Regions from separate parts of the Homo sapiens genome. Here region 1 is linked to region 2. A link is a loop called in an ENCODE intact Hi-C map of the cell type or tissue named here. Cell type or tissue: PC-3. All regions are shown on one strand. Each heading gives the region's core, and the rest is flanking DNA. Links, peaks and the distances in the headings are about the cores only.

Region 1 (10,968 bases), core at 1,272-9,271, 76 kb before region 2:
TGCAGATGGCAAGTTGTGGAACTTATCAGCTTCCATAATCACCTGAGCCAATCCCTCATAATAAATTATCTATCTATCTATCTATCTATCTATCTATCTATCTATCTATCTTTCTAATCTCTCTCTGTTATCTATCTCATCTATCATTTATCCTATCTATCTATCTATCTATCTATCTATCTATCTATCTATCATGTGTCTATCTATCTCCTGTTGGTTCTACTTTTCTAGAGAACCCTGGCTAACCTCACTAAAATTATTTTTAATGACATTCTTGTTATGTGCCTTTAAAAATTTTCTTTCTTTTCTTTTCTTTTTTTTTTTAAGAAACGAGGGTCTCACTGTGTTGCCCAGGCTGGTCTTCACCTCCTGGCCTCAAGCAGTCCTCCAGCCCCAGTCTCCCAGCGTGCTGGGATTATAGGCATAAGCTACCATGCCCTGCCTCTATGTGTCTTGTTTGAGCTCTGCTCTTTGTCTCTCTGTTCTTCACAACTTTCATTCATTTTCCACTTTCACATTTCTAACCCATGTTAGTTTCCTTTCCTTTTTGCTCCTCAGAAGACAGTACCTACCTGCTGCTTATATTTCAAAAAAGGAGGTAAATTTGTACCGTGTGATCCTGGACAGAGTGGGCTCTGGGGTCAGATCTCCTGTGGCCTGGAATTCTGGCTCTGCTGCTTGCCAGCTGTGCAAACTCGTGCAAATTTCCTTTTAGTTTCCTGAGATATAAAATGATGATAACTATGGTTCCTAGATTCTGAGGTAGTTGAGAGAATTAATTAAAATACAACATGCAAAATAATTAATACAGTGTCTGCCATATAGCAAAAACCAACGGATGTTAGCTGTTCCTGTTACTTCATCTTGCCTGCGTTTAAGATAAGCTGTCTTTACAGGTATGAGTGTGTGTGGACGGGGTGCAGATTTATGGTACTTCGGCCCCCGAAGAGCCAAGAATCCCATAAGCATAATTAACTGAGTTAAAAACATTATTAATTTTAATCACATATATTTTTATACAAATATATTTCTCAATTGCAAGGGCTTTGCACATGTGTCGAAGAATAGTATAGTCAGTTGGACTACAGCAGAGTAAAATGTAAAGAAATATAAATACCTAGGCAAATACAGCACCTTTACAATTAATCTATTTGTAATCACGGTTTCCTCCAGCCCCAATTTTCCTGTAGAATTTGCAACAAGCAATAGAAGGAAGGAAATCGAACTCAAGGATCCTTAACTCTTCTGGAGTCGGACCACTTCTAGGAGAGTTCTGAGACTTTAAGCCAGGTTGGCATTAAAAGGTTTCTGGGTTACAAGACTCAGCTACTCTAATTAAGAGGGGACTTTATCATTCTCTTTGATTCCACCGCACTCATCTGCTTAGGCTTGCGTGAAATATACTTGGGCTTCTACGCAGCTCCTGAACTTTGGTGTTTAAGTCCCCGTAGACTCTTGTGCTCTCAATCTCCACGTTGCTTCGCTACTAAACTGATTCCCTGAGGATTTTTAGCGTCTTTCCCTTCAAACTTCAACTTTTCTCTTCAAGAAAAGATTATGGCCACACTATTAATCTAATTTTGGTGCTTTTTTTTTTTTTTTTTTTTGAGACGGAGTCTCGCCCTGTCGCCCAGGCTGGAGCGCAGGGGCGCGATCTCGGCTCACTGCAAGCTCCGCCTCCCGGGTTCACGTAGCTGGGACTGCAGGCGCCCACGACCACGCCCGGCTAATTTTTTGTATTTTTAGTGGAGACGGGGTTTCACCGTGTTAGCCAGGATGGTCTCGATCTTCTGACCTCGTGATCTGCCCGCCTCGGCCTCCCAAAGTGCTGGGATTAAAAGGAGTGAGCCACCGCGCCTCGCGTTTTTTTTGTTGATTGTTGTTTGTTTGTTTGTTTTTTACCTAAAAGTTTATTTATCGTTAGCCCAGCTGCCTCTCTTGTTCATAACTCTTCGCCCCTTAAAACTAGAGGCGGCTGGGCGCGGTGGTCACGCCTGTAATCCCAGCACTTTGGGAGGCTGAGGCGGGTGGATCACAAGGTCAGGAGTTTGAGACCAGCCTGGCCAATATGGTGCAAACCCCGTCTCTACTAAAGATACAAAAATTAGCAGGGCGTGGTGGCGGGCACCTGTAGTCCCAGCTACTCGGGAGGCTGAGGCAGGAGAATGGCGTGAACCCACGAGGCGGAGCTTGCAGTGAGCTGAGATTGCGCCACTGCACTCCAGCCTGGGCAACAGAGTGAGACTCCATCTCAAAAAAACAAACAAACAAAAAACAAACTGAAGGCTTATAATTTCTAGTGTGTGCACAAGTCACTCAACAGCCATTCCCTCATGCTTTTGGAAAGCCTTTACCGTGATGCTGTTTACACAGCCACCTCTATACTGAGGCATCTCTCTGAAAATAGAGACCATGTCTTCTTCAGTCACCACAGCACTTACAACAGTGCTGGACACATAGCAGGTGCTCAAGAAGCTTTGCTGAATAAAGAAAGAAACAATGCTTAAGTGTGTTCATATACTTGCTGCCGTCTATAATAAGGGCATTTCCTTAACATAGAGTCAGACCTGCTACGCCAATCTAATTGTGTGTAAAATTTGACGAGGTCTAAAAAAGACATATAAATGGCTTCACTGTATGTATAGTTTAGTAGATGGTATTTAGATAAGCAGCACAGACTTTCTTTCTTAAAGGTTGTGTTAAATATTGAAACGGTTCTCAAGTGTGGCAAGAGAAGGTGCTAGCCTGTCTGTAGTCCTGAGTAAATCAAAATATACTTCACTATTTGTATGTCTGGATTATCTATCAAGGTCCATTCCATGTCTGTGACCTAATATTGGATTGTGCATGTATAAATATTATAGCATACTGAAGAGTGGAATCACATACGGAGAAAAACTATTAACAAGATCTAGGCAGAAAATTAATAAACCTTAATAAATATTTTAAAAATACAGTCCATCTGGGAAAAACATAAATTTTATTTTTATTCATTAGGGTGATCCACTCACTGACTCATTGTTCTAACTTCCTTTACTAATTTGGAAAAATTAGTCACTCTAGGTGGTGATGTGAATGTTGCAACTAAAGATTTCTTACATTTTCAATTTGCATAATTTGTGAATTCTACCTATAAATACTAGTAGTTTCCTCAAAGTTGGAAATTACATAATAACAAAAGAAAACTCAAACCAACTATTAGGGTAACGTGTAGAAATTTCTTTTAAAGCCTGGCCATGGTGGCTCACGCCTGTAATCCCAGCATTTTGAGAGGCTGAGGCAGGAGGATTGCTTGAGGCCTGGAGTTTGAGACCAGCCTGCGCAACATAGCGAGACCCCATCTCTACAAAACATTTAAAAATTAGCTGGATGTGGGCCGGGCACGGTGGCTCACACCTGTAATCCCAGCACTTTCGGAGGCCAAGGCGGGTGAATCATGAGGTCAAGAGTTCAAGACCAGCCTGGCCAACAGGTGAAACCCTGTCTCTACTAAAAATACAAAAATTAGCCAGGCATGGTGGCTCACACCTGTAATCCCAGCTACTCGGGAGGCTGAGGCAGGATAATTGCTTGAACCTGGGAGGTGGAGGTTGCAGTGAGCTGAGATCATGCCACTGCACTCCAGCCTGGGTGACAGAGCAAGACTATCTCAAAAAAAAGAAAAGAAAAATCAGCTGGGTGCGGAGGTGCGCAACCGTAGTCCCAGCTACTTGGGAGGCTGTCGCAGGAGGCTGGTTTGAGCCCAGAAGCCTGAGTTTTCGGTGAGCCAGGGCAACAGAGTGAAACCTTGTCTCAAAATAAATAAATAAATACAATTCTTTCAAAGATCTTAAACAGAAAGTTTTATTTGAAATGAATCCAAGAATAAGAGGCAACTTTTGGACTAAGTAGTGTCTTCCTTAACAACGTTTTATATCAACATCCACACTTTTAGTAAAACGTTTACCTCTTCCCCTCATTTGCCCTCCCCAAAATAGACTTCACAGGAAAAAGAGTATTCTAGAAACACCCTGCCCTTTTCACACTTCCTAGGGGTTACTTTCTTTCTCTTCCTGCTATAATTTTATGCAAACAGGTAGTACTTATTCCAAGACAGAGGCGATAGCTTCCCATATACTTGTTTTTCCTTTGAACAGGTATTCCCCTTAACGTAGCCTTACTTGGGAGTGAGATGGGGTGGGGTAGGGTAGGTTCTAGTTAAAGCTCTTCCTATAAGTTTTGATGGTTGAAATATTTTTTCCTAAACGTTCTATCACAAAGATTCCAGAATATTCTTCTTGAAAACCGTACTAAAGCTATCCAATACTATTATTGCCTCTCAGAAGCACTTACTATCCAGAATATCACTGTGGAAAGGAACAGAGAGAGAAAGGACAGAGAGGCAAGTTTCACAGAGCAAGTGAGGTACTCAGGAGGTTGGGTTTCTGGTAGAAAAAGGAACAGGTAGAAATTTTAGACACATCATTGTATTGTGTCTGAGCATTCGGTTCAATGTATAAGGCTGCTTGGTGCACGGTTATTTATCTCCACTGAATCTAACAGAAGAAAGCTTTTTGGACTCCTTGCATGTGGAGTGGTAGTATTATGGAGTCTGCAGCAAAGGACTTGTTTACAAATCTTTTGAAGATGCTGTGGGTTTGCAGTGAGCCGCATCGCATTTTTTCTCTGAGGGGCTTTAAAGATGTGCAGCTGAACTCCTGAGTGAATTTTTCAATGGTGACTGCCTTTCTCTGTGAGGAGAGACCGTATATGGCAGAGCCACAGTGTGAGTTACAGTCTCTGAAAAGTCCATTGCCAAGAGGCACCTTGCTCCAAATTCCCTGGATTCAGATTTTAGTGCAGAGAGGAATGCTGGAGAACGCATGAGTCATGATGTACTCTTAGTAATTTTGCTAGAACATCAGGAAAGAGGTGCTTGGTATTGCATACTGCTTGCATCTGGATGGAATTAGAGCTTTTAGCTTTTCCTCAAGAAGGGCTTATTAATAGCAGAGGACTGAAGTAATAAGTGTGTTCCATGTATAGCACTTGAGGAAATGAGCAATGCCAGAGAAGGTTTATCAGGACTCACTGTTAGTTCTTTCTCTACCCCTGGGGAAGCAGATCTATTGATCAGATTCTTGCAGAAAAACAGCCTGTAATGGGTTTACTGTGCTGAGATATCATAGACCAGGAGTGTCTTTTATGATAGCCCAGAAACTATCCTGCCAGAAAGACTTGAAGGGCTGCTGACCTGCGTGGCAAAAGGAAGGCTGTGTAACACACAGGGAAAGTAAAAGATGTCAGGGTTGATTTCTGGTTTAAATTCTCTTAGCCTGGTAAGTTAAAATCACTGGCTTTGGATACATCTTACTCAAAATCATTTCATTTCAAACATAAGGGGTCATTGATGAAAATCACCTTAAAGGTTAACCACCTTTTCTTCCCCATCCCCACCAGTAAATCTACAGCACTGTGAAATAGATCAGAAATTAAAACCCCTTTGTGCAGCTATGAAATTGGAAATGAACTACGCAAGTGCTTAAAGATAGCAGTAACTCAATAACAAGCTAAGCGGGCACAACATAAGCCACACTATGTTTGTATATGTGCGTAGAAGCTATAACATTTTGGTTTTTCCTTGACTGAACCCATGCATATGGAAACACACAAGTGGATATAAATCCAGAAAATAAATGTGTTGGCTCATATAATTGAAAAGCTCAGGGAGCTAGCTTCAGGCTGAGCTGGATCTAGCAACTTGATGTTATCAGGATTCTCTTTCTCCATCTTTCAGCTCCGCCTTACTCTGTACTGGCTACATTCTCAGGAAGGTCTCCCCATAATGGTTTCTAGCAGTTACAGGTTTACATTCTTAACTTGGTAAGAATGTAAAAGAAACCAAGTTTATCTCTTTCAGTAATTTCAGCCACAGTCCTGGAACTAAATTTCATTAGCCTAGCTTGGGGTTAGGGCCCATCCCTGAACCAATTATTGCAGCCATGGGTGATGGAATGTGCCTGGTTGATCTGGTCTGAATTGTGCACTTCCCTTGCCCCCGCCCCAGCCCTCCCCAGGCTAAATGGACTGAGAGTGGGTGAGAGGGGCTTTTTTCAAAGGAGATCAGTGTACTGTTATCAGAAGAGGGAAGCAACAGGTTTACACTTCAATTGGTCAATATTTGGGGTATATTTAGGGACATGAAACTCTTTTTTTTTTTTTGAGATAGTACTTTACACCCAAATATAAGCAGCCCCCAGAAGAAGCTATATATTTATTCAAATCATGTTGTCTTTGGCTCAACATATTTTTGGAAGTCCTTTTTTGAATTGCCTCCTGAGTCAGTTTAAAAACAATAAAATAAAATTTTGTCTTGTTGGTGTGTACAATTATATAACATTTTACCATGAAATACCCAACCATATTAAATAGATTAGGATTCTTTCCCACTGTTTGAGAATAAATATGCAAAATAATGTGAAAGAAAATTCCAAGAATGGAATTTTTAAAATGACACGAATAGAAGAATTGTTGGATTAAAATAGACCCTACTTTGAGAGGGACAATACTCATTTGCATAGATAAGCTATCTTAACATGTGGTCCCTGCCCTTAAAGAAAGCTTAGCTTTACTGTGGTGCTAACTGTGAGTGCCAAGGGAGCCAGAACTTTGATGAACTTCTTTCTGAGATTGAATTTCTTCCTGTGTATTTGGAAGATGGAATGGTTAAATATCAAGGAGCAACTTGTATACCAGCAGAAGCATCGAAAGCAGTGTGCTCCCCCATCCTCAATAATGCCAAGATTTGGAGAAGGGTGCTCCTGAGCAGATGGTTTGACAGACTAAAGCATTAGTTTGCTGAGCCTCCGTGCTTGATAATTAATTCTTCAGTTTACTAGGATTTAAAATGATTGTTCAAAACAAGACATCCCTTAAAATAAATGCTAGGTGAAAGTCTCAACACGGTATTGATTATTAAGGTGGTTATTTCAAACAGATGAGGGTTGTCATTAAATAACAGAATTGCCTTACCTGCTCTGTTGGTTTAATTAAGCTGTTTTCAATTTGTAAAAAAAGATTATCTACAGTTTTAATATTTGTATTCACCTGGATTGTATTTTTTCAATTTTCTAGTTAAAGCAATAAATGGAATTCTATGGTAGATTTCATTTTACAATTCAGATAAATAATGTAGTTAACATTTATTATCGGGAAAGCAGACTTTGCAGGACTGTGGCTTGAATAGCCTGAGTATTAAGAATTAAAAGTTGTAAATTCTAGTTTTGACACAGCTGCTTTCTACGTTACCACATATCGCCTGATTTCTGTGTATTCCTTTACCCCTGGAAAGAATGAGAACTGAATACTGACCTGTCTCACATAGTGCAATGAAACTTAACAATCTATTATGAAGGATATTGAGATCATGTGATATTTTTACTCTATAAAAGCCTTAGGCTTCAGATTTATTTATTTATTTATTTATTTGAGACAGAATCTCACTCTGTTGCCCAGGCTGGAGTGCAGTGGTGAGATCTCGACTCACTGTAACCTCTGCCTCCTGGGTTCAAGCAATTCTCCTGCCTCAGCATCCCGAGTAGCTGGGATTACAGGCACCCACCAGCACATCCGGCTAATTTTTGTATTTTTAGTAGAGACGGGGTTTCACCATGTTGGCCAGGCTGGCTTTGAACTCCTGACCTCAGGTGATCCGCCCACCTCAGCCTCTCAAAGTGCTGGGATCACAGACGTGAGCCACCATGCCCGGCCTTCAGATTTTTATTATATAGAATTCTTAAAATGTATTAAAGGCATGTTTGGGTGGGTTCTTTTTATAGTGGCATCCTGATATTGAAACTGAGTGTGTGCAAATATGAGCCCTGCAACTATTTATTTAGAGCAGTTGAAGGAATCTCAAGAGCATTTTTGTAATAAGACAGGCTCTCCGCACATATATTATTCCCTTAGAAAAACGAGCACGTTTTGAAAGATTTAATAATTTGCACAGGTTGCTAGGTCATTGTTATCATTTGAAAAAGAAGCACCATCATCTAAAGGCCTGAGAGCTGAAAGAATTCAGGACACAATCAATTTTTAAAAAATAGCATCAGACGCACATCATAAAAATAGGTTAGTGTGCCCGGGGAATGGGGAGATGTTGGTCAAAGGGTAGGAAGTTTCAGTTAGAGAGTAAGTTCCAGAGATCTATTGTACAGCATAGTGACTCTAGCTAATAATGATGGATTGTATCCTTGAAAATTGCTGAGAGGAGATTTTAAATGCTCTCATCACACATGCAAAAAAGTATGTGAGGTGATGGATGTGTTAATTATCTTGACGTAGTCATTGCACAATGTGTAAGTATATCAGAATATCAGGGTATACACCATAAATATATACAGTTTTTTCTGAGACGGAGTCTTGCTCTGTCACCCAGGCTGGAGTGCAGTGGCGCAATCTCGGCTCACTGCAAGCTCCACCTCCTGAGTTCAAGCGATTCTCCTGCCTCAGCCTCCGGAGTAGCTGGGACTACAGGCATGTGCCACCATGCCCAGCTAATTTTTTGTATTTTAGTAGTGACAGGGTTTCACCATGTTGGCCACGATGTTCTCGATTTCTTGACCTTGTGATCTGCCCACTTTGGCTTCCCAAAGTACTGGGATTACAGGCGTGAGCCACTGCCCCTGGCCACAGTTTTTATTTGACAATTAAAAAAAACATTATCATAGGGAGAAAATAGGTTAGTAGGTATAAATGAAGTTGAGATACATCATCTCCTTCTCTTCCTACTCCATTTTTCATTGTCATGAGCATTTCCCTTTGGGAGGGATCTTTAGAGGACATTTGTAAAAGCAGTTGCTTGTGCTCTCTTAATCTGGGAAAGTGGGAGTGGGAATCTCGTGAGACTATCAAAGTCCTAATTGGAGCTAGGGAGGAGAATCTTTATTACTCTTTATTAAAGAAAATGGATATAATGTTTATAATTTTAATAAAGCTTGTGTTCTAGTAACTTACGAAAACTATTAGAAAGTTGGGTTATCCATAAGCAACTAGCAAGCCACATGCTATTATCATGTTCTAAAACACTAAATTTGCCTCTCAACTATTCAACACTTTTTTTTAATGTTCACTGTATACTGAATAAGAAAAAACCCTGATGCTTTAGAGTTTTATTGTACAGGATTATTAAAACTTATTAAAGAGGCTTTTCATTGGGTTCTTTTTATTTTGAAATTTTGTTACTGCGACTGGGCATGTTTGATGCTGTTTGCTTAAGTCTCAAGCTCTGACCTGCCTTGTTTGATCACCTGCTGAACTGAATGTCTTGCATGTACCTCATACTTCACCTGGCCAAAAGAGAATTCTTCATCTTCTTCTCAAACATGTTCTTTACCCAAGATTTCTCTTTCTCAAAATAACATCACCATCCACCCTGTTGCCCAAATCAGAAACCTAGAAATTATTCTTGATACCAGTATCTCTCAACCCTACTACATCAGCCAGAGTTCTATCAGAGAACAGAACCGCCAAAAGATTTGTGTGTGTGTATTTTACATATATATTAATTTATTGATAGATTTAAGTAGAAAGCACACACGTACATACACACATGTTAAAGGACTTGTTACAGGGACTTGATCTTACATAGTGTTATGGTTATGCTTCTCTGAAAGGCTATTCTCTTTGCATTTGATGTTGGAACTTAAAGTCCTCTAAATGGGCAGTCAAAAGGGAAAGGTAGATGTAAAGAGGACAACAAAAATAGCCTGGGACCCATAAACGTGAGCTGGAGCCCCCTCGGACAGAGTGAGACCCGGGTCAGGTCTTGTTGCCTCTGACCGTGGTAGTGTGAGCTAGAGAGTGGACACCCACAGCTGGATCAGCAGTGGGAGAAGCCACAGGAGGGTCCAGGAGAGGATGGAGCAGTAGCAGGCCCGGCCACTACTTCCACCAATGAAGTGTGTGTGAGTTACAAGACGGCTGTTGCTTCACTTCCATCCTCCAAGTCTCCCACCAGAATCTCTCTCATGGGCCACCTTCACGGGAAATATACACAGAAGGGAATTCCAGGACAGGTTGTTCAGCTCAGCCAAGTTGACACATTACAAGGCCACCACACCTACATTGAACCAGTCACCAAGTCCTGATCATTCAGCCCCTTCATCTCCCCATTTCATTCACTTCCCTTACCTCCACTGCCACCACAGATTACCTAAGTTATTCCAATGGCCGTCTAACTCACCTCCCTGCCTCACCTCTAACTGATACAAAAGCTAGTTGATCATTAAAAATAAAATCAGATTCCCTGATTAAAAGCCCTCACTGGCCCTTAGAATAAAATGCCAAGTCAATAGCATGACCCAAACACCCCCAGTGGGTTGACTACTGCCCTCTCTCCCACCTCGTCACCTGCCACTCACCTTTGGACACTCTAAGCTCCACAGAGCTTATTTTTTTTATATGAATGTACCAAGCTTTCTCTTACCTTAATGGTTTTACATGTGCTGCTTCTTTTCTGCTGACATCTTTCTTTGTTTTTTCCCCTTTTCTTCTTTTGTCAAAACTTTTCTGTGGAGCCCTGCTCCTCACTTAGGTCTCATGTGAATATCTGTAGGTTACAACAGCCTTCTCCAATTGTGCTGTTGCCTCCCACATACCCTCTTTTGCCCGTAACATAACACCCACCACATTGTGTTATTGAATGCCAATTGTCCCTGCCACACTGTAGCTCTGGGAAAGCAAGGACTGTGCCTGTCTTGTTCATAGTTGCATCCTCAAAGCCTCGTGCATGTAAGTGTCCAGTAAGTATTTGCTCAATAAGGGAAGGAATTAAGGCTACTAGGAATTACTAAACAAAGCCCTGCCTTCCCATTCCAGCTGGAAGCGTATCAGAGGCTGGAGCTGGAGGCAATATCAGACTAACTACAAGTTTTTGAAAGTTTACGATGTACATGATGATTGCTTTCATGGGAGTTTGTAGAAGGCACT
Region 2 (9,939 bases), core at 1,633-9,632:
CCATAAATCAGCTTCTATTCATGATCATTGCAGCACAGTGAATGTTTTAGATGTATTTGGAGACTTTTGGGGAACCACTACATTAAGGGTTAATTAATTCTCCCTGGTGTCCAGTTCTTGACCATTAGCAACATGCTGTCTTTATTTCCAGTTGGCCCTGCATATATTACCTTATTTAATTAAAAAACCCAATAAGTTAAAGGCATTTAAACATATCTGATTGTAGTTTCTCCATTACTTCTACTTTGTTATAACCTCATGTTGAACCCAACAAAACTATTCTTGTTATTCAGAACTTCAGTTCTATCACTTAACTTTACTTCATTTCTTGACTGAGCTGACAGAAATGTTTCTGCTTAAAACAGATACATTAATTTGTTAATTGTACTTTTGTGACATAGATCAACTAGGAGATGGAGGAGGTGGTGAGAGGGCTTCCTGTTCCCTCAGGGCACAAAGATGATGAGAGATAAATCAGTTCAGAGGAAGAGGCTGGACATGTCCACCCTGTACATCTTCCTTGGTCTGAAACACTACTCTGTGGCTGAATCTCAAATGAACGTTTCTCCTCATCAATAAGTACTTTATGGAAGATGACCAATCCAAGGCAGCAAATAAGGATATTTCTAGGCCTTGATGTTTGAGGGGTCAGCAAAAGTTTTTCTGAAGATTGAGGATGAGGGTGGGTCATTCCCTTGAGCGCCTGCTGTCTTCAGGAATTAAATGAAAATTAAGCATGAAACATGCAATCTGTTGGAGCAATTTGATTCCCCTATACTTGTCCCAGCCACTGTCTATTTCTAAGCACATTGAACTTCCCAATGTATTGGTGTCTCATCTTGTGTAAATATCCTTTTCCTTCTCTTAGCTCCAAGACATCAGGATGTGCTTTTCTTCCACCCTTCGAATGGTTGCTCTGCATTACACCTCTCTGCTATCCCTGGAGGGCTTTTGAGTACTATGTGAGCTGGGATTTATGGCAACGGGATGTGAACGGGGGCACCTTCATATGGGGCAGCTTGTCTTTTCTGCCCATGGTAAACTGGAATACATTTTTTTTCCTAGGCTTAAAAAATAACTGTGTTGGAGAGGTGGTAAAGTAAAGCCTATTTACCTAAAATAAAACCATCTACAAAAGCAAAACAAAATTAAAGGGAAATTTATATATTAATTTTAAGACCTCATCTTCTTCCGCTTTCTCTGCATTCTCCTGATGCACCAGCTACAGACCCCTAGCAAGACCCCCGCCCCAGCTCTTTTTTGAATGAAAAGCATCAATTCATGGATCAGACATAGCCCCTAGGCATGTTAGCAATGAGCCTGTTTGTGCTAAGGCACTGTTTTCCCTCCCTTGCCCCACCAGGAGGGCTGTGGGATGGTTATGAAGACACAATGATGTAGCTGTAAAGCAACTCATTCTTGTGAGTCTGCTGGAAGTGGGAAAAGAGGAAAAGAGAGATAGGTAAGAATTCGGTGTTTTTTGTTTTGTTTTTAATGAAAACCAGAGTAGTCCTGTATGGAGATTATTGGGCTATTGTTTCACTACAGTTTAAAATTGAACTTACTGAAGATTCATGATTTAGAACTTGCAGGCAAATCAAGATTTAAGCTGCCATCTATTCCCCTAAACTACTGTGCTGATATCTATCACCGTGTTATGTAAATAAACAATTAAATGGAGTGTAGATTCATTTACTCATTTAAAAATGTTTCAGTGTGAAAAAATGTAAAACATACTAAAGAAGTAGATAGTAGACAGACTCAGGTACCCATCACGTAGGTTTAACCATTACTAACATTTTGCTAACTTTGTCTCATCTTTCTCCCTGCCATCCACACACATATTTTCTCCCCACTTTCCTGGAGTGTTTTAAAGTAAATTTGAAATGTCATTTTACCCTGAAATACTTCAATGTTCATTTTTAATAGGCAAGGGCAATTAAAAACACACAACAACCCAGAATAATATTTCTTCAACATCATCTAATTCCTAGTCTAGCCTCAGAGTCCTCTGTTTGTCTCAGTGGTACATTTGTACAGTTTGTTTGTTCAAATCAGGACCCAAACGAGGTTCTGATAATGGCTCTATGGTTTATTTTCTCTCTTTTTTTCATTGTTACTGATTAGTTAGATAAACCAGGTCATTTGTCCATAGAGTGCCTTGCATTCTGAGTTTGGCCCGTTGTTGGCTTGTAAAGACATTTAACCTGGTCTTTCATCTCCTGTATTTCCTGTGAATTGGTATTTAGATCTCTAGGCTTGTTGGGATTCAAGTTCAATTTTTTAGGCAAGAATACTTCATAGCTGGTGCTGTGTATTTCCTATTGCAACACATTACGGGGCAAATAATACCTAGTCATCCCATGTTTAGTGGTGCTAAGATTGCTCAATGCGTTCAGCTGGTATATATTTTTGATGCTTAAGACTGTATTCATCTGTTTTCAAGCTTCTTTTCACATATGGATATTGCTAATTTTATCTCAATCTCTTTGTATAATCACCAGGGAGTCCTTCAATTGTTAACAAATATTCTTTGATATTCATTTTATTAGCAAACTTCCGATGGGCAATACCAACTTTCCATACACACACACATATATCTGGAATTTTTTCATAGCACATTTTACATGTATTTTTCTTGCCTATATGTCATTGGAGGTTAAAACTAAATTATAACACACTTTGTGCATCTATATGCATGGCCATTTGCAGGTTAACCAATGAATACTAGGTTAGATCAATACATGATCAGTTAACAATTGCAGTAATCAGAGTAAATATTTGTAGTCTGGGTAATTTTAGTCATATTTGCAACCAAAGTTCATCAACTGTTCATTGATATGTAACCAGTCTAAAAATGGTTGATCCAGTTGTTGCAGGAATCCTAGTGGCTAAATGAACTTAACTATACTGCTGTATCATTCATTGCTTGGCAGTTCAACTATGACTATCAAATGTTTGGTAATTTCAATATAGTCAGTATTGCATGACTTGCTTTTTACTTCACATCATTGGTAATAAGTATGTGGTCATAAATAGACTACATGGGCCAGGCGCGGTGGCTCACGCCTGTAATCCTAGCACTTTGGGAGGCCGAGGTGGGTGAATTACCTGAGGTCAGGAGTTCGAGACCAGCCTGGCCAACATGGTGAAACCTCATCTCTACTAGAAATACAAAAATTAGTGAGTCATGGTGGTGGGCACCTGTAATCCCAGCTACTCAGGAGGCTGAGGCACAAGAATCACTTGAATCTGGGAGGTGGAGGTTGCAGTGAGCCAAGATTGTGCCACTGCTCTCCAGCCTGGGCGACAGAGTGAGAATCCATCTCAAAAAAAAAAAAAAAAAGAAAGAAAAAGAAAAAAGAAAAGAAAAGAAGTAGAATACATGGGAATATAGCAAACTACTTAGAAGCAGTTAAATGATAGGATAATTCCAAAATATAAACATTCATAATTGAAATCCTATGAAAAATGCATACTAAGTTTGATTGTTCCAAATAGATTGTTACTGAATAAATAGAATCAGAATTATATGCAATGAAGTATTAAATAGACATTTTGAATATTTTAAATATTTTTAATTCTTATTTGTTCCCTTGTCTGAAAATGGAAGTGTTAATATCATTGGTTTAGGATTAATAAATACAGAATTGAATGTTTTTCCAGTGGTGAGTAATAGTAACCATAAACACTCTCAGTAACAATAAAACATTTCAAGTTGTTGTGAAATCTTCTTCTTTTTTTTTTTTTTTAAAGAGGCAGCATGTCACCCATGCTGAATGTGGTGGCACGATCATAGCTCACTGCAACCTCAAACTCCTGGGCTCACGTTATCCTCCTACCTCAGCCTTCCAAGTAGCTGGGATTAGGGGCCACCATGCCTAGCTTTTTTTTTTTTTTTAATTTTCTGGAGAGACAGGATCTCACTATGTTGCCCAGGCTGGTCTTGAACTCCTGGGCTCAAGTCATCCTCCTGCCTGGGCCTCCTAAATTGCTGGCATTATAGGCATGAACCATCAAGCCTGGCCATTTTTTGAGAAATCTTTTTTTTTTTTTTTTTTGAGACAAAGTCTTGCTCTGTTGCCCAGGCTGGAGTGCAATGGCGTCATCTCGGCTCAGTGCAACCTCTGCCTCCTAGGCTCAAGCAATTCTCCTGCCTCAGCCTCCTGAGTAGCTGGTATTACAAGCACACACCACCACACCCAGCTAACTTCTGTATTTTTTGTAGAGACAGGGTTTTGCCATGTTGGCCAGGCTGGTCTCGAATTCCTGAGCTCAGGAGATCAGCCCTCCTGAACCTCTTAAAGTGCTGGGATTACAGGCTTGAGCCACCGTGCTCGGCCTTTTTGTGAAATCTTGATTAGGAAAAATGTCTTATTTCTGTATGAAGTTTGAGGTTTCACTTCCATCAATTCAATTGATCATTATTATAATCCAGTGGGAGAGGATATTTGAGTAGATTTAACAGATGAGAAAGCTGAGATAGGAAGAGAGCAGATATCTTATGTCCAAGAAAGGATAAAGCCAGTAAGCACAGTCAATGCTCAATCTAATTTGGACTTACCTCATTTTGTTCTTGAGAAAATGTTTAGTTTCGTTTCACCTACAGATGTTCTGAAGCCTGGGTCTGTCCAAGGCGTTGTGGAAACTTCCAGTTTGAGCACACTCACTTGCTTCAGGGTTCCAGGAAAGTTTGGTGTCAAAAGTTTTCTACAATCTGTTTTCAGCTTACCTGATAGAGAACATTTGGTTGTCTTCATAATTCTTGTCTCTCTCGGGCATCTCTTGTCTATAACCCTTTTCTTCCTTTTTTATACTCACAGGAAAGCTGGATTTTTATGTAGTTTCCTACTTCATTTTCCTTATTTTATAAGAAGGGAAGAAAGTTGGAGAGAGGTAAGGTACAAGACTTTTTTAAAATATTCAATAGATCCTGTAATGTGATTTTCTCCCCCCAAAATATGAAAAAGTTTTCCCTGGCAACCAATCCTTTTAGTTCGTTTCTCTCTCCTTCCTGATGTTTGTACAATCTATGTTGGGAAGGATTTCTTTATTAAGCTCCATAAGTTTCCAACATGACTTCTGCCAGAGACCTGATTTTAAAAAACATATTGCCTTTTTTGTTCTTCTGCTTCCATATTAAAAATACATTTAATTAGAAAGCATTATAATTAAATACATATTTAAATGGAGATACATATTATGTTTCTTATGATGTTTTTCTAATCTTTTGATAAGACTGTAACCATTAAAATTGGGAAATAATATTTTCTTATTGGTTAGTGTCCCACTTTTAGATCTTTTCACTGGATATGGAGAAAGTATGTGTTGCTTTTGAGACAATTGCTAAAGTGAATAGCAAAAGATCAAGAACTTGAAAGTACTGAGCCCAAAGAAGAAACAGTAAAAGGACATCTCTTCAAAGCCCTATGATTTGTAATAATTCTGAAACAGATCTTGCCAGTCATCTTATTTACTTTAAAAAACAAAGTGGATTATACTTAAATTATAACAAAAAATCAGAGAGATATAACACGACACCTTAAGAATAATTGTTTATTGTTTTGTTGTTCTTGTTGTTGTTTTGAGACAGAGTTTCACTCTTGTCACCCAGGCTGGAGTGCAATGGCATGAACTTGGCTCATTGCAACCTCTGCCTCCCGGGTTCAAGTGATTCTCCTGCCTGAGACTCCTGAGTAGCTGGGATTACAGGCGCGCACCACCACACCTGGCTGATTTTTGTATTTCTAGTAGAGACGGGGTTTCACCATGTTGGCCAGGCTGGTCTCGAACTCCTGGCTTCAGGTGATCCGCCCGCCTTGGCCTCCCAAAATGCTGGGATAACAAGGTGTGAGCCACTGTCCCTGGCCTAAGAGTAATTGTTTAAATAGCAGAGCATGATTTTAAGAAACTCTTGGAATCTTTAAGAACAACAAAAAACAATCATTGGTCTTTGATTACTGGGAATCTGGGAGATGGGCTGGAGGTTTACTAGAAAAGCAGGTCTGCATTTTCCCCTCCCTGAATCTAGGAGTTTCTTTGCTTCTCAGAGTCCCCTGTTTGGGTCCACTCCCTCAGTAGGGTTGAAATCTTTTTAGCATCTGACTCTGAATTTGGGTCATTTCTTCTTTCCTCTTCCTTCTCTCAACCTCCATCTTCACAATGACAGACTGCATTCCGTAATTGCTGTCTTTTGTAATTGTTCTATCTCCAAATTGGCTGATTAGGGTAGAGACACAGCTGTCCATCAAAATGGTGTAAAGTGGCTGAAACAGTCATCCCCTGGGCCGGAGAAAGTTAATTGCACTTTCTGAGGCTATCCCAGTAGGAGAGGAGCTGAGAAGGGCCCCGGGAATCCCTGTTAGTGCTATTTTTTTCCTGAGCATGTCCATTTCTAACGTGAAAAAAAAATGTAGTAAACAGCATGTTAATTAGATTTGCAGATGAAATTAAATCAGGAAGTATTGGAAACACACCAGTGAATAAAGAGAAATGCTACACAGGGTTTCTGAGGTTAAAAATATAGAAAGGATCAAACGAAATGAGAATTAAGTCAGACAGGTGTAACCTCAATGATTTAGAGAGGGGAAAAGCTGTAAAGGTAACCAGCGAGAGGGAAAAATCCAGAACACAGTAATGCCAGAGGGACCAGGGACTGGACAACAAATTAGACGAGTTTGCAATATGCCACAGAAGCTAATGTGATTTGGGGCTGTATGTGTAGAGACATCACGTCATGAGGGAAAGGTGGAGTAATTTAGTGCATTTGGCAAAGACACACCTGGAATATTGTGTTCAGATCTGCGTATCCTGAAAGCAGACAGACGTAGAAGAACTAGAGGGAAATCAGCATAAAGCAACAAAAGTGATTAACACGATGGGCTGATTTATGAGAAAAATGGACAGTGTGATTGGGCCTAAAAGTAACAGGAATGGAGCATTGAAATGGAAGAGGGTTTTCCTGATCTTTTTTCTAGGAGACTCAAGAATTATTGAAGTGTAATTAGCGTGAAAGTATATACTGTAGTTTACAAGGGAGAACTAAAATTTGCAAGGAGGGAAACTGGCTATGAGATTATTAAAGTGTCTTTTTAGGGGAGTGAAAGAAGGGCCATGGCTAAAAAACAAATGAGTTTACATTGTTCTCATACTTTTCATTCCAAAGCCGTTAGATTTACCCTGACCACGACCCTTCAACACTGAAGAATTAAGTGGAACTGCTCATCTGTCAGGACCCCAGAAAGCTTCCTGGATGCTTGTTCCTCTGCAAAGTTCCTCTCAGAAGGAGCCATTTTAAAATTTGGTTTTAGTAACGCTCCCCAGACAAATGCTGGTGTCAGATGGCTTCGCTTTTCCTCCTTTTTAGTACTTGGATGTCTGCAAAGGCAGTGACCAAAAGCAACAACTGATCTGCCAATATTAGCTCTATGTGTGGCTGAAGGCTGTCATTTAATCTGAGGATTGGCTTCTGATGGCAAAGGGAAGATAAATCTAATTTTTAAGGATCTCAAAATGATAGCTGGAGGAGCAGCATTTTGCACTAGCTAATGAGGCTAATTTGTTCTTAAAATACAAGTTGCTGTGCCTCTTAAATTAAAATTCACTTCTGATGTAAATACAGAAGATATAAATACAGAGAAGAGATATATGCTGTAATTTTTATTTTGCAATTTGGAGCCTGTTCTAAGAGGAGCTGTTAGGAAAGTGATTTTTTTTTCTCTAAATTTGAGGAGATCTTCACTTCCAGGCTTCAAATACGCAGAAGGACAATGATTAGCATTAATTTTATAAGAAAGAAAACAAAGTAAGATGTTTTCTTCCTGGCTAGAGATTACAAAATGCATTGTGCTAGAGATTATTTCCTAAATCATTGTGATTCTCCACTTTCTCATCTGGAAAATGAATTGTGGGGGAGTGAATTGCTTTCAAAGTAATTAAGTAGTCCATTGACAAATGCTTTATTAACATTTAGATATTTAATTAAATCTGCCGGGGAGAAAGTTCGTATTCCTAAGTCAAGGGGTTTCTCTTTTTCCTCTCTTCACTGTGGTGGGGACAGTGAAGATTCTTGTGTGGTCTTCCTTTTCATTTTGAATGTTACACAGAGCAGAGCAGGATCTTAAGATAAATTAAAGCAAATAATGAAAGATCTTGAAAACTAAATGGCATTCATCTTCTAAGTACTATTTGATCAGCTATTTAAAATAAGAGTTTGCACCACAATCTAGAAGAAATAGATACTCTCTTAATGGGGCAATGACATTTAATGCCTACATTAACAAATTATACAGAATGAAGCATTTAATATCTAGTTTATCTAAGGGATTTATGCCACCCTCTTACTCTAGGTTTTGCTTCTTAACACTGGACTCTGATTTTTTAGCGCATAACAGAGAAATTAGCTACCCCAGTCTTATCTCAATTTAAGTTCAGGTCATGGAACAAGGAACAAACTACGTTATTTATCTAAAAGAATTAATGAATTGTGTCTGGAATTTTGAATGGGTCTGTAACAGATAAACTTTTCTCTTTCCGATACCCAGAATTCACATTAAAGCAATTAAAACTGTTACTCAAAGGAACTGAATTTGCTGTTCACTGACCAATCTTTGTCATCTTTAACACACCAGATGAGAGCCACCACAGCTTTAAAAATAGGAGCACAGGGACTAAAGATGTATTTTTTCCCCTTTCCATCTAGATTGGCAAAGTTTCTTTAAAACTTGCTTCCTTCCTCTGCTTTTTCTTCTTTAATTTAGCATTGTTGAAAAATTCTGGTGTAGGCAATTATTGTTAAAGTTGGAGGAAGTGTCTGCCATATGAAAGGAAGGAAGGATCTTCGTGGGGAGCCCAGCCTGCGGTGTGAGTTGCTAATATGTTAGACATGTTTTCATCATCAAATGCAACCTCCTTACCATGGTCCCCAAGGCCCTGTGTGATGTGACAGCTGTCCACATCTCCAATCCTGTGCTGTACCCCTGCCCTCCTTCTCTGGCTTGAATATTATAGTCTTCTCTGCCTTAGGAACTTTGTACTTGCTGTTGATTCTACCTGGAATGTGTCCCCCCAATTTTTTTTTTTTTTTTGAGACAGAGTCTCACTCTGTTGCCCAGGCTAGAGTGCAGTGGTGCGATTTCAGCTCACTGCAGCCTCCGCATCCTGGGTTCAAATGATTCTCCTGCCTCAGCCTCCCGAGTAGCTGGGATTACAGGCATGCACCACGACAACTGGCTCATTTTTGTATTTTTAGTAGAGATCAAGTTTCACCATGTTAGTCGGGCTGGTCTCGAACTCCTGACCTCAGGTGATCCACCCACCTGCCTCCCAAAGTGCTGGGATTGCAGGCACGAGGCACCGCGCCCGGCCCTCCCCTGACTTTTAAGTGCTGGCTCTCTCTTCCCTTTAGGCCTCAACTTAAATGTCACTGCTTCAAAAAGGACTTTCCCACGTGCTTACTCTCGCCCTGGTGCTGCCACCTTTTTCTCTGTCAGATCCCCCTGTTCAGCCTCCTCCAGCTTTCTGCTCTGCCTCCTGCTCGTCCTTTGTTCCCCCACAGCACTCAACACAAATGATCCTGCTTGTTTGGTCCTCTTCTGTGTATTGGCCATTTCTTCCCTTAGAATGCACGTTCCACCAGAGCAGAGGACTTGTCTGCTTTGTTCTTTGCATTTTTTGCCGTGCTGAAAACAACGCGTGGCCCCCCAAATGTGGGCCAGTCATCCTTAAATGTTGAACATGATTTTAAGAAAACATCTCATTGCACATTTCCAAACATGTCAACTTGTAAAAATGGAGGAGAAAAGAGACAGGACAAATCATTGTCTTGGAATACATTCAGGCATGTTTCTTAACTACAGCCACATTAAGCTACAAGGATAGAATAAACATTGCCCACTTCAGCAAACTTGTCTGAATATATACATGGATGCCAGACTATTA

Evidence for each region. Hi-C counts contacts between places; a loop is a spot of excess contacts. Peaks named below come from ENCODE experiments on the same cell type or tissue, not always from the same donor. Only the 100,000 strongest peaks of a DNase experiment are listed, where the experiment ranks them.
Region 1: a loop joins it to region 2, with 2.2 times the contacts of the local background. A loop is called at or near these places in 2 of 110 quality-filtered maps.

What each region holds. Positions count from the first base shown.
Region 1 is chr1:243,885,868-243,896,835 of GRCh38, forward strand. No RefSeq gene overlaps it. Among named protein-coding and RNA genes, the nearest start is that of LINC02774, 26 kb to the right of the region's middle. In PC-3, for the core only: no CTCF peak of the experiment used is centred there; a DNase peak (open chromatin) is centred at 4,854.
Region 2 is chr1:243,961,410-243,971,348 of GRCh38, forward strand. The region is part of intron 1 of LINC02774 (long intergenic non-protein coding RNA 2774); the gene reads left to right. LOC105373258 (a long non-coding RNA gene) reads right to left here. Exons shown (of 3, transcript XR_949337.2): 2 at 4,733-4,861. Among named protein-coding and RNA genes, the nearest start is that of LINC02774, 49 kb to the left of the region's middle. In PC-3, for the core only: no CTCF peak of the experiment used is centred there; no DNase peak of the experiment used is centred there; H3K4me3 peaks cover 369 bases.